Regions from separate parts of the Homo sapiens genome. Here all the other regions are linked to region 1. A link is a loop called in an ENCODE intact Hi-C map of the cell type or tissue named here. Cell type or tissue: endothelial cell of umbilical vein. All regions are shown on one strand.

Evidence for each region. Peaks named below come from ENCODE experiments on the same cell type or tissue, not always from the same donor. Only the 100,000 strongest peaks of a DNase experiment are listed, where the experiment ranks them.
Region 2: a loop joins it to region 1, with 4 times the contacts of the local background. A loop is called at or near these places in 1 of 110 quality-filtered maps.
Region 3: a loop joins it to region 1, with 9 times the contacts of the local background. A loop is called at or near these places in 1 of 110 quality-filtered maps.

Annotation. Positions count from the first base shown.
Region 1 is chr10:4,370,792-4,374,791 of GRCh38, forward strand. No RefSeq gene overlaps it. Among named protein-coding and RNA genes, the nearest start is that of LINC00703, 11 kb to the right of the region's middle. In endothelial cell of umbilical vein, no CTCF peak of the experiment used is centred here; DNase peaks (open chromatin) are centred at 1,320 and 2,070; H3K27ac peaks cover 1,874 bases.
Region 2 is chr10:3,922,214-3,926,213 of GRCh38, forward strand. All of the region lies in intron 1 of LINC02660 (long intergenic non-protein coding RNA 2660), which reads left to right. Among named protein-coding and RNA genes, the nearest start is that of LINC02660, 12 kb to the left of the region's middle. In endothelial cell of umbilical vein, no CTCF peak of the experiment used is centred here; a DNase peak (open chromatin) is centred at 2,338; H3K27ac peaks cover 2,299 bases.
Region 3 is chr10:4,448,961-4,452,960 of GRCh38, forward strand. No RefSeq gene overlaps it. Among named protein-coding and RNA genes, the nearest start is that of LINC00703, 67 kb to the left of the region's middle. In endothelial cell of umbilical vein, no CTCF peak of the experiment used is centred here; DNase peaks (open chromatin) are centred at 1,401 and 2,301; H3K27ac peaks cover 1,327 bases.

The DNA.
Region 1 (4,000 bases):
CTACACCTTTGCCCAGAAGAAAGATTTGAAGAAATATATCCCTGCAGATTAGAGTCAATTTTTCTATATCTATCTTTGTATTCTCTTCAATATGTAAGAGCTATTTAGCAAGAGAGAAAATGTGTTATATGTGAATAAAAACAAAACCACACAAAAGAAACAAAAAGGAGAAATCTCTAAGATAGCAAAAAATAAACATCGAAAGAAGGAAGTTAAAACATTAGCAATACAATGTTGCCTGCATAATATAAATGATATAAATATAATTTTTAATATAGTATATTGAAGATGAAATTTTAGTTGCTGGCAAGTTTTACAGGAAGAAATACTTAAAATTTGCATGACAGAATACTAATTCTAGTCTCAAATCATTAATGCTCCCACAGCACTAGAGTTAAAAAGAAAACAAAATGAACCAAAAAATAATTAAAAATGTTTTTCTTGAAGGAGCTTATATTTTTATAACCTTATATACTTTATGATATGAATCCTGAAATTCTAATTTGAGTACAGTGTTGTCATTATTTTGAAAGCTGTTTGGTAAGTAAAGCTCCTCTCACCCCCAAATCATGGTAATTGTTTTGATAAAATCAATTTTTTCACAGAATACACACATTATTTTTAATACACACACACACGCTCACACACACAAACTGTGGTATTAAATGCAACTTTAGAATTTTGGAATATGTTATCGTTTTATGCAGGTTTTGTGAACCTTTCCTAGAGGCTGTTCTTGTTTTTGCAGAAAGTCAATCTTGTAGTGATTATAACTGCAGGTCAGAACTAGGATTTCATGGGGATAATGTAACGTTAACTGTACGGCATAAGGTACACAATTCTGCATTCAATATGTTGTTATTTTATGTTACTACCAAACTGACTAAGATTAAAAGGACACACAGTAACCAATGTCAGTGAGCACAAGAAACAATTGGAGAGCCCATAAATTAGCAGCATCAACTAGAAGCCAACATATGCACACCGTCATCTTCAGTAATCTCATCTCCAGGTATGTACCCTGTAGACGTGCGTGCCTATGACTGCCAAAATACATAACATTTAAAGCAGCACTGTTCATAATAGTCCCACAGTAGAAATAATCTAAATATCCATGACCAGTAGAAGAATAAATAAACTGCTGTGAAATATACCACAGTGGGGGACAAGAACAGACTGCTGTTACGTGCAACTGAATGAGCCTCACTAACTTAATCTTGGGATAATACAGCCAGACACAAAAGCACACATTTCAGTTATTTGAAATTCCAAAACAGGAAGCTCTTCTATTGTCTTGAGGTCAGAAAAGCAGTCACCTGAGTTGAGGGTCTTCATTAGCTGGGAGGTGGTATGAGGAAGGCTGGAGGTGTCTTGTGTCATGATGTGGGTCACAGATTAAATGTCCACAAAAGTTCATCAAGTGTGACTTTATGATTCATGTCCTACATGTAGGTGTACCTCAGTTAAATGCATACATATATGAATAAAATCAATGCTTCAAGGAACTAAAGCACAATAAAAGTAGAGGTTAGTTTTGTGTGATAGAACTGTGATTGGGTTTTATTTCCTTCTCCGCACTTTTTTTCCTCTCTACATTTAATTGAATGCACACTTTTATAAGAAAAAAAGTCAATATTTATATAACACATAAGTAACTATAATGACAGAAATAAAGGCAAGGATAACACTTACATTTTATATATGTTATAAAATTGATTGGTCCAGTTCAAAGTTTAGTCAATTTTGCTCATTTTGTACTTACTGTTCTTAGGTTTTATTTTATAAGAAGTGTGTTCAAAATGAGTGGCTTACTATTTAGTCCGTAGGATAAAATCGTTTTTTTCTAGTGCAATATGTTATCCTTTTGTTAGGGGTGTTTTCTATTCAGAACGCATTCATAAAGACTGTCCAAAGATTTAACTCTTGTGGCTTAGGGGAGAGATGTAGTCACTGAAGATGAGAAGGACTGTTTTGTTGCTCTGTACGTCACTGTGGTCTGTTGAAATTGAAAACATCTGTGCAAAGGAAATGACCCTCTAATTAGAACAATGTGTACGGCATAGCAACTGAGGTTGGGAGGCTGATTGAATAGCGCTTGAATAAAGCTCTTAGCCTTTCAGGTTAGGTTTTGTGTTTATAGGCTGATGTTGGGTACACATCTGTTTCCACCTCCTGTACATTTCTTGGGTTCAGAACAATTGAGTTTCCACTGCAGACATGCCTCCTGAAAAATACTTTTGGCTTAGTCTGTCATGTTGTTGGTATTTTTTAATGGAAATTTTTTCCTGAGATCATTATAGATTCACCTGCAGTTGTAAGAAATACCTTCTCCATTGTTAACATTTTACAAAATGATGGTGCAATATTACAACTAGGATATCGACATTGATAGACTCTATCCATCTTATTCAGAATATCCAAGCTTAACTTGAACTCATTTGCATGTGTGGGGTGTGTGTTTAGTTCTATATGATCTTATCACATTGTAGATTTTGTCATCCGCCACCACAGTCCAGATGCCGAATGGTTCCATCAACACAACCATCCTCATATTGCCTTTTAGCCACACCCTCCTGTATCTTCCCATGGATTCCAACCCCTTAGCAACCACTAGTCTCTTCTTCATTTCTAAAATTTTGTCATTTCAAAGGTGTTACAATAATATAGGGTGTAACATTTTGGAATTGGCTTTTTCCACTTATTCCGCATAATTCCCCAGAGACATATCCAGGTTGTTGCTTTGCACTGCTCAGCGGTATCCCATAGTGTGTATGTGGGAGTTTATTCATGTCTTCAACTACATCTGAGAGGTTTCCAGTTTATGGCTATTATAAATAAAGTTTCTGGGTACATATGTATGCTGTTTTATCTGTGAAAATAAGTTTTCATTTGTCTGGGGTATCTACCCAAGAGTAAATTTACTGGGTCCTATAGTAATTGCTTGTTAGTTTTATAAAAAAAAATTGCAAAACAATTTCAGAGTGGTTGGGCCACTTCACAGGGCTGACCATAATGCACGAGTGATTCAGTTTCTGCACTTCCTCATCAGCATTTGGTATTGTCATTATTTTTAATTTTAGCTAGTCTAATAGATGTGTAATTGTATCTCATGTGGTCTTAACTGGCATTTTTCTAATGGCTAGTGATGTTGAAAATCTTTCCATGTGTTTATTTGCCATATGTATGTCTTTGTTACTGGAATTTCTCTTCCCGTCTTTGCCCATTTTCAAACTGGATTCTTCATTACTATTGAATTTTGAGAGTTCTTTATATATTCTACTTACTAGCCTTTGCCCTTTGCTAGCTATGTGGTTTGAAAATACTTTCTCTAGGCTGTAGCTTGTCTTCTCATTCTCTTCACATGGACTTTCACAGACAAAAAAAAAGTTTTTAATCGTGTTGAACTCCAAGTTATCAATTTTTTCCTTATGGTTCATGCTTTTGCTTTCAGTTATAATAACTCTTTGCCTAGTTTTTGCTCCTGAAAATTGTCCTCTATCTGTATGTATTTTTCTGAAAGTTTTATGGTTTTATACTAATGTATGCAATACATTTTAAGTTATTTTTTTTAAGATGTGAAGTTCAGGTTGAGGTTCATTACTTTTGGCTTATGGATGTCCAGTTGTTCCAGCATCATCTATTGAAAATGCTATCATTCTACCACTGAATAGCTTTTGCACTTTTTCTAAAAATCATTTGATCACATTCGTGTGGGGATATTTGGGTTCTCTATTCTATTCCTTCCCAACTTATGGGAAGCAAAGACCTATAGGTCTTTGCTTTGCTTTGTCAAAACCACACTGTATGGATTATTGTAGCTTCATAATAAACCTTAATATAAGATAGAGTGATTCTTCTTACATTATTCTTTTTTTTGTAAGGTTGCTTTAGTTATTCCAGGACCTGTGCCTTTCCATACAAATTTTAGAATAAACTTGTTTATGTCTACCAAAAACCCTGGTGAGATTCGGAAGGAATTGCACTGAACCTGTAGATCAAT
Region 2 (4,000 bases), 450 kb before region 1:
ACACAGCTCTCACCTGCTATTTTTGCTTAAAGAGAAAACTACCCAGCGTTATCAGCCTGAGTACAAAAAAAATTAAAGTGCTATAAAAATACACATTGACTACTTGACAAATCCACGTGTTTCTGGTGTTATTTCAGTTGCATTGCATAAGGATTTAATTAGAAGACCCTTACAAGAACTAAAAGTTATTTCAAAAATAAGGTATTAATTTTCTGTCATGAAATTAAGAACTGATGGATAAATGGATAAGAGGCAGTTTGCATGATTGATAGTGACCCTTTGTGAATATAGCCTGCAGTTTTTGTTTTTATATGATTTCTAAAACATGCTATTTCAAAAAATTGTGGAGCAGTAGTCAGGAATCTTAGAATGATAAGTAGCAGAAATACAGCTTTTTTTTTTTTTTTTTTTGAGATGGAGTCCATTGCCCAGGCTGGAGTGTAGTGGCACGATCTCGGCTCACTGCGACCTCCACCTCCCGGGTTCAAGTGATTCTCCTGCCTCAGCCTTCTGAGTAGCTGAGACTACAGGTACTCACAACCATGCCTGGCTAATATTTTTTTGGGGGTATTTTTCTTTTAAGAGAGATGGGGTTTTGTCACATCGGCCAGACTGGTCTCAAGCTCCTGACCTCAAGTGTTCCTCCCACCTTGGCCTCCCAAAGTGCTGGGATTACAGGCGTGAGCCACCACACCCGGTCATCATGTTAGAATAAACCAAAGGGGCTCAGGTAAGGTAGCAGTCCCAGGAGTGGGCTGTCCTTAGGTACTGCCAAACCCAGGAGCTCAATAATATTACTGGAATTCTGTTTTTCAGTGTGTGTCTTGCAATTCTGCTTCACATAATGCTGGCTTCATCTTCAGACATGCTTTCTCTGCGTAGTAGAAAAGGCAGCCCCTGCAAAGTTCCTGGATCTCAAGAAAAGATGATTTCCTGCTTTCTTACCAATCCTCACCCATTTTAGGGCATTTATCTGTCCAGGCTGGGTCACTGGCTGACCTGTGGGTATGGAAGTGCACCTGCCGAGGTGAAGCACTAGTGCTTGGCTGCTGGAATAACAGGCTGATATCTAAGGCTGAGGAATGGTGCCCCTTGCACCGTAAGGAAGAGGGAACCAGCCATGTCCCACAGCTGGTTGTTGTTTGTAACAATCGTGGAAACTCAGTGTTCATCTCAGTTCTGCTGTGTGTTTGTGGGAGTCTTGGAATGATTATTCTGAACTATTTCACGGCATAGACTTGGGATGTCCAGACCTTGGCTGCCCTGCCCTGCACACTTCTATGTATTTATTAAGTATTTTCCAAGGAGTACTGCCATGTTGTGATCTTTTAGTCTTATCTAAGGCAGAAAGCAAGAAGCTGAGAGGGTGGGCTTGGATGCAGAACCCCCAACTTGATCATTTTCTGTGGGTTCTTGAGGGATGCATGGAGAGAGGCCACTCCAGAAATGGTTTCTTTTTATTTATTTATTTATTTTTTCTGCAATCTCTGCCTCCGGGTTTAAGTGATCCTCCTGCCTCAGCCTCCTGAGTAGTTGGGATTACAGGTGCATGCCACCATGCTCAGTTAATTTTTTTGTTCTTTTAGTAGAGATAGGATTTCACCATGTTGGCCAGGCTGGTCTCAAACCCCTGACCTCAGACAACCTGCCCACCTCAGCCTCTCAAAGTGTTGGAATTATAGGTTTGAGCCACCATGCCCAGCTGGTTTCTTTCTTTCTTTTTTTCTTTATTTTGAGACGGAGTCTTGCTCTTGTCACCCAAGCTGGATTGCACCGGTGCCATCTTGGCTCACTGCAAACTCTGCCTCCCGGGTTCAAGTTATTCTCCTGTCTCAGCCTCCTGAGTAGCTGGGATTACAGGCGCTCACCACCATGCCTGGCTAATTTTTGTACTTTTAGTAGAGATGGGGTTTCATCTGTTGAGAGCTTTGGGCTCAAACCCAAATGTGCTCCCTTGATGAGCTGGGTGGGGCTTGTGTCAACATTTCCAACCCTTTCTTCCTACCTGCCTGGCACCTCATTCCAAAACCCCTATTTTATTCTTGGTCTTTCAGGTATTAATGACCTCACATTGATAAGAATTCCTCAAGGAAGGAAAGGGAAGGGCACTGCTGAAATGGCTTGTTCTTCCCCCCAGCCCAAGCTTCTGTCTCTAATATCATGGAATCGCCAAATACGGTCTCCACATAGTTGTTCTTGACTATCCCATGTCAGAGTAGAGCGGGATGACTCAATTTTGTCTAGAGTTTAGGCTGAGCCACTAATAGAATCCAACACAGGCAAGGCAAAGGATGTGGTAATTAACATGGAGTGTGGTGACCACAGAAAGAATTGATGGAAGCATGTGAGGAAATGTGTCAACCGGAAAAGCAGCAGCTCAGCTCCTGGGGCCCAGTGTGGACTTGCCTTCAGGAGGTGATGATGTCGCTTTTGACCTGTGGGTCAGAGTAAAAATTGTGTAAAATCAGTTCCCAGTGTACAAACTGATGGATGTTAAAGGTTAATTTGTAAATAACTTTATATTTCTATGGGGAAAAAGCTTCCTAAGTTCCATGTAGGTTCTTGGGCCACTGTTTATGATAGAATTATAATACCAGATACTCAAAATGTCAAATGTCAGACAAAAATATTATGAATATACAGAATATACAGTATTTTCTTCTTCTTCTTCTTTTTTTTTTTTTTTGGATACAGAGTCTTGCTCTGTCATCCAGGTTGGAGTGCAGTGGCATGATCTCAGTTCACTGCAACCTCCACCTCTCGGGTTTAAGTGATCCTCCTGCCTCAGCCTCCTGAGTAGCTGGGATTACAAGTGTGTGCCACCACACCTGGACAGTTTTGTATTTTTATTGGAGACGGAGTTTCACCATGTTGACCAGGCTGGTCTCAAACTCCTGACCTCAACTGATCCACCCGCCTTGGCCTCACAAGGTGCTGGGATTACAGACGTCAGCCACTGCACCCAGCATGTAAAGTATTTTCTCTAACATATAATTTAAATACCAAATAAAGGCATGCTATGTGTTTCATTTAATGTCCAATTAAATGGAGTCAAATCTCACCCTCATGTCAAATTATCCTTCAGCCTATGTGCTGGGACAAAAGTTTTCATGACTGTAATCACCACAAGGCCTTCCTGTGTTGTACATGCAGATGGCCACAGCCTCACAGTCTAGTAGAAAAGTCTACCCGAAGCCTCTGAGAGGCCCAACATAATCAGGGACCACAGGAAACAGTAGAGCAATAGCAATGAAAAGGGGACGGAGTGCTGTGGGGTTCAGCCAGTGAAATGTGAAGAAACTCCAGGTCCTAGAATGTGGAATCCAGGAGAGCCACAGGCTTGCAGTCAGAGTTCGAGGGCCAGGCCGACTAAGAACTGGAGAGGCTGGGATTCACCGGGAGGCATGGGATGGAAGGGGTTGTCACCACACAGGAGCCAGGAACCCAGAGACAGGCAGCTGCAATGCAGAAAGAGGAAAAGACATCTTTTGAGGAAGCAAGCAAAAAATAATTCTGAATTAGTTTATACTGGTCCAGAGGTTTGTTTTAGTGCCAGCAATGGAGATATCAGTAAAAACTGAATCCTAATTATAATAATATTTTTAATGGAATAAATGCATTTTATCAACTTGAATTACTTATCTCCTTATTTTATATTATTATATATTACAAATATATGATTTTTATATATCTTTTTTTTTTTGAGACAGAGTCTCACTCTGTTGCCCAGGCTGGAGTGCACTGACCTGGTCTCCACTCACTGAAACCTCCACCTCACGGGTTCAAGTGATTCTCCTGCCTGAGCCTCCCGAGTAGCTGGGACTACAGGTGCAATGCCACCATGCCTGGCTAATTTTTTTTTTTTTTTTGTATTTTTAGTAGAGACAGGGTTTCACCATATTAGCCAGGATGGTCTCGATCTCCTGACCTTGTGATCTGCCCGCCTTGGCCATATATATCTTATTATATATGTATATATACTCTCCAGTCTGAGTTCTTC
Region 3 (4,000 bases), 78 kb after region 1:
CATGCTTGTTATCCCAGCTACTTGGGAGACTGAGGCAGGAGAATCACTTGAACCCGGGTGGTGGAGGTTGCAGTGAGCTGAGATCATGCCATTGCACTCTACCCTGGGCAACAAGAGTGAGGCTCCATCTCAAAAAAAAAAAATATATATATATATATATAAAATAATATATATATTATATATATATAAAATAATATATATATTATATATATATAAAATAATACATATATTATATATATATAAAATAATATATATTATATATATAATAAGAGACAATGCAAAAAATGTGTTGGTATATGGAATATAGGACTGTTAGATGTGGAAATAAGTTCATAAATCACAAAATTTATAGAATCACAGATTCCCTGACCTTAATCCTTCTGACCTTCTGCCATACATTTTTGAGCTCTGTCTTCCAAGCAAGCTATTCCTTCAGAAGTTTCTCTTTGGAAGGCATTTCCATTACTAAATTCCTGAGGCACCAGCAGAACATATCTTTCGTTGCGTAGCTTGTGTGATTTACATCCCAAGCTAAACACTTTTTCTTATGACGCCCAAAGTAAAGATAAATAACAGCTTGTTGCCGTATCTGTAGGTAAGCTTTCTGAAGCTAAGGGGACTCTAGTTGAACTTCAGTTTCTATTATTATGTTCTTGTGGGCCCTATATTCCATTCTTATACAGCCCTGATTTTATTTGTTTCAAATATTTTTGAGGACCTCAAATGGAAACAATTGTAAAAAGTGATTGGCTACGGTTAAATTGGTCAATGTCTTCAGTACATTAGGACTTTCAAGATGTTGGAATATCTGGGTTGATTCCAGATTAATTACAAAATTGAATAACAAAATATATACAGAGAAGTGTGATTCATTAAGTAAGCTACAATATTCTCTAGAACTTTTGGCCACACTCTGCAGCTTTCCATTTTCAGAGGCTGGATGGAGGTAATTATTAGGGAAGGGGAGTAATCTAGAGTGTCTTCTAAACTATGCAGTGTATGGTGATGAGTTTAGGAACACAGGTTCTCCAGTCCCACAGCCTGATTCAAATTCCAGCTCTAAAACAATCCACTCTGAGAATGTGAGCAAGTTCTAAGGCCTCAGTTTCCTCACCTCTAAAGTGGAGGTATCAATACTACTGATCTGCCATCTTATATTGAAGATACAATGAAATAACACTGAGAGATCACAGTGTAAGACACATAATGCGTGATAAATACATGTTCACTATTGTAATTATTCTGAAATGCCCATTTATATTTCCCACACTGGCCCGTGCAAACTATTTTGAGATAGGGCGAAATCAACGCATCATCACACTGAAACCCCCGGTCACAATCAGATGCAGTTTCCTATAATATGACTTTAAATTGTCAAAGGATGCCATAAAAAACACAAAGAGTTGGTTTCCACCACATGAATTCAGGGAGCTTCTCATATTCTATGCCCAGATAAATAATGACTGTGTCTGGAAACAGGCAAAGAAAGACAAAAGGGAGATAAACTCCTAGACCTCTCTTTCCAGGCTCAAAGCAAAAAAAAAAAAAGCAAGCTTATACAGCAAGATTAATAACTTTCTGCTTTTGAAAAGAGACACAGTCCTGAAGGACAGATTCTAATAAAATAATTAAGATTATTCATCTAAAGTTTCTTAATTCCAGCAGTAACTTAAAAAGCAATCTAATCTTTTTTCCTCTATCTTTCCATAATCTTCTGCGTTTTTCTTTGACCAAAAGACATTGGATCTTCTTAGGGAGATGACCTTTTTCTAAGCCTAGGACATGATCATTAATCTCTACCTGTGTCAGATTCAACTGACTTTATCAAGGAATCTGCAAAGTAGAAAGTTTTCTTACTAAGAGTGGTCGTGGAGGCCTAGGGCTCTGGGTTCCTTGGGGATGGCCATGTGAGTTTGTCTTTTGTCCCTTCCTTGGTGCAATGCGGGTTGACATTGGAGGGTAGACATTCTCAGGCTGTGTGACCGATTTGCATTCTGTATGCGTGTGCAAGGCCATCTTGGATTCCTAGAGCTGAATGAAAGGATCACCTGTTTTCACCCTCGGAGGTGAAATGCATTTTATCTTTTGATCAAGATATTTCAGTTCACTGAAGCCGAGCCACCTGCAGAGAGAAAAACCAGATCTGCTGAGTCTTTCTTTAAACCCCAGCACATCCATGCTGGTGTCTCCCTGTTAAAATAAGCATTTCTTATCAGTCAGCATCTGTTTCCTTTTTTTCCTCCAGGCCTGTTTACCACATTTTTCATTGAGAGACTTCCCCGTGAAGTATAATTCACTTCGATTTTCCTCATTCATAAGGTTTTTTACATCTCCCAGCTGCAACGATTTTAAGCAAATTTCTGAGGACTTATAATTGAACGTGACTCATTTGCCTAACGCAGAGCTCCAGAGCACAGGCTGAGACAGTCAGAGCTCTTTCGAAACGTGGTAAATTTACACCATGTGCATTTTTTGGTATAAGTATGTGATTCATTGGTGAGGAGGCTTGTCAATAAAGCCTTCTCCACCTCTACTCTGAAATGAAGTGGGTCCTTTTAATATGCAAATTTCTGGAAAAGGCTAGTTCCCTTTCCCCCAGAAGTTGCCAGCGTGAGGAAAATTATCTAGACAAAGTAAACTCATTGGTTTCGTACAACACAAAATCAAATCGCTATTGCCAGGTGTTCCCATGACAACTGCCTTCCTAAGCAAACTTCTCTACAAAATATACAGCTGTTATTTTATCTCATTACTAAGTTCCCTTGACAAAACTACAGTACAATAACCACTCACATACATGTTGTTAAAGGGGATAAAGCTCCCCTGGGCCCACATGGCTTATCTTTCAAATGATAACTTAACAATTCAACCCTCCATCATCGGCACTATGTGATTTCTTTTCTCTTCTTTGCCTTGTGCCATATTAGGAAAAATTCATGCTCATCTTTAATATACTGTTAGTGTGTGAGTAGAAATTTTTATATTTTCTATTGTATACCCACAAACAATTATGTAACAACCAAATTTCCATCAAATAAGATGATAAAATTAACTTCTCTAATATTTCATATCCCCACAGTAAATACATTATCTGTCATTGCTTATGCTAATTATTTTGAGCATAACGGTGACTGGACTAGTCTTTGGATGTCAGTCATTCTGCGCTAGTTGAAGACAGAGTGGGTTCTGTCTATCTCTAGACAGGAACCAGTAAGAAAATTGAACTCATTTTATCCAATTGCCAAGAGTTGGGGAGAGACTACTTTGCCTATTCTATGCCCCACTGTAACATATTTCAGGACCAGTGCAAGCTGTAAGCCAGAAGAAAAATAGGTCAAAGCCCTAAAGGAAAGTCAGATTCTCATGAAATATTCAGCGAGACTCCGTCCTCTCAGTAGTGAGGGGAGTGAGGATGGAAGGGGTGGCAGGTTCCATGTCATTGGTCGAGGAGGAGGGGAGAAACAATGGCAGTTATGTCCCCTGGAAGGATAAAGTCTGGCTTAGTTTCACTGTCAGATGGCTACATGTTTCCGTTGCTTTATTTTAAAAGAATATTTTTTTCCAGTTCAATTTCACTGTATTTGACAAGAAAACTAGTTTTTGGTGATACTTCAGATTATGCCGTAGATTTCAAAAAGATTCATTTTTGACAATGTTATATAGTATTATGTTTGCAAATGAGAGTCAAAAATAGCTGATTCTTACAGTTTCCTGCAGAAGTAAAATGCAAGGAAAATCCTGGCTATAATGCATCACCTCCTGTCAAGAGACAGCCACCAGTTTCAGCAGAGACACATCAACTAGAAATAGGCAGGAGAGGGACAGAGGAGGTGCTGTTTTCTCACAGTAGGATGTAGCTAAATTCACAGGGCATCTTCATTCATAAATTCAGTGGAACCCTATTAACTTGTTTTGCTTGAAAACCCAGCAAGAAATCTTCCCATTGATTTATTATTAGCTTTGTCATAGTCTCATAGATGGATGAAAATAGCGTAGTTTA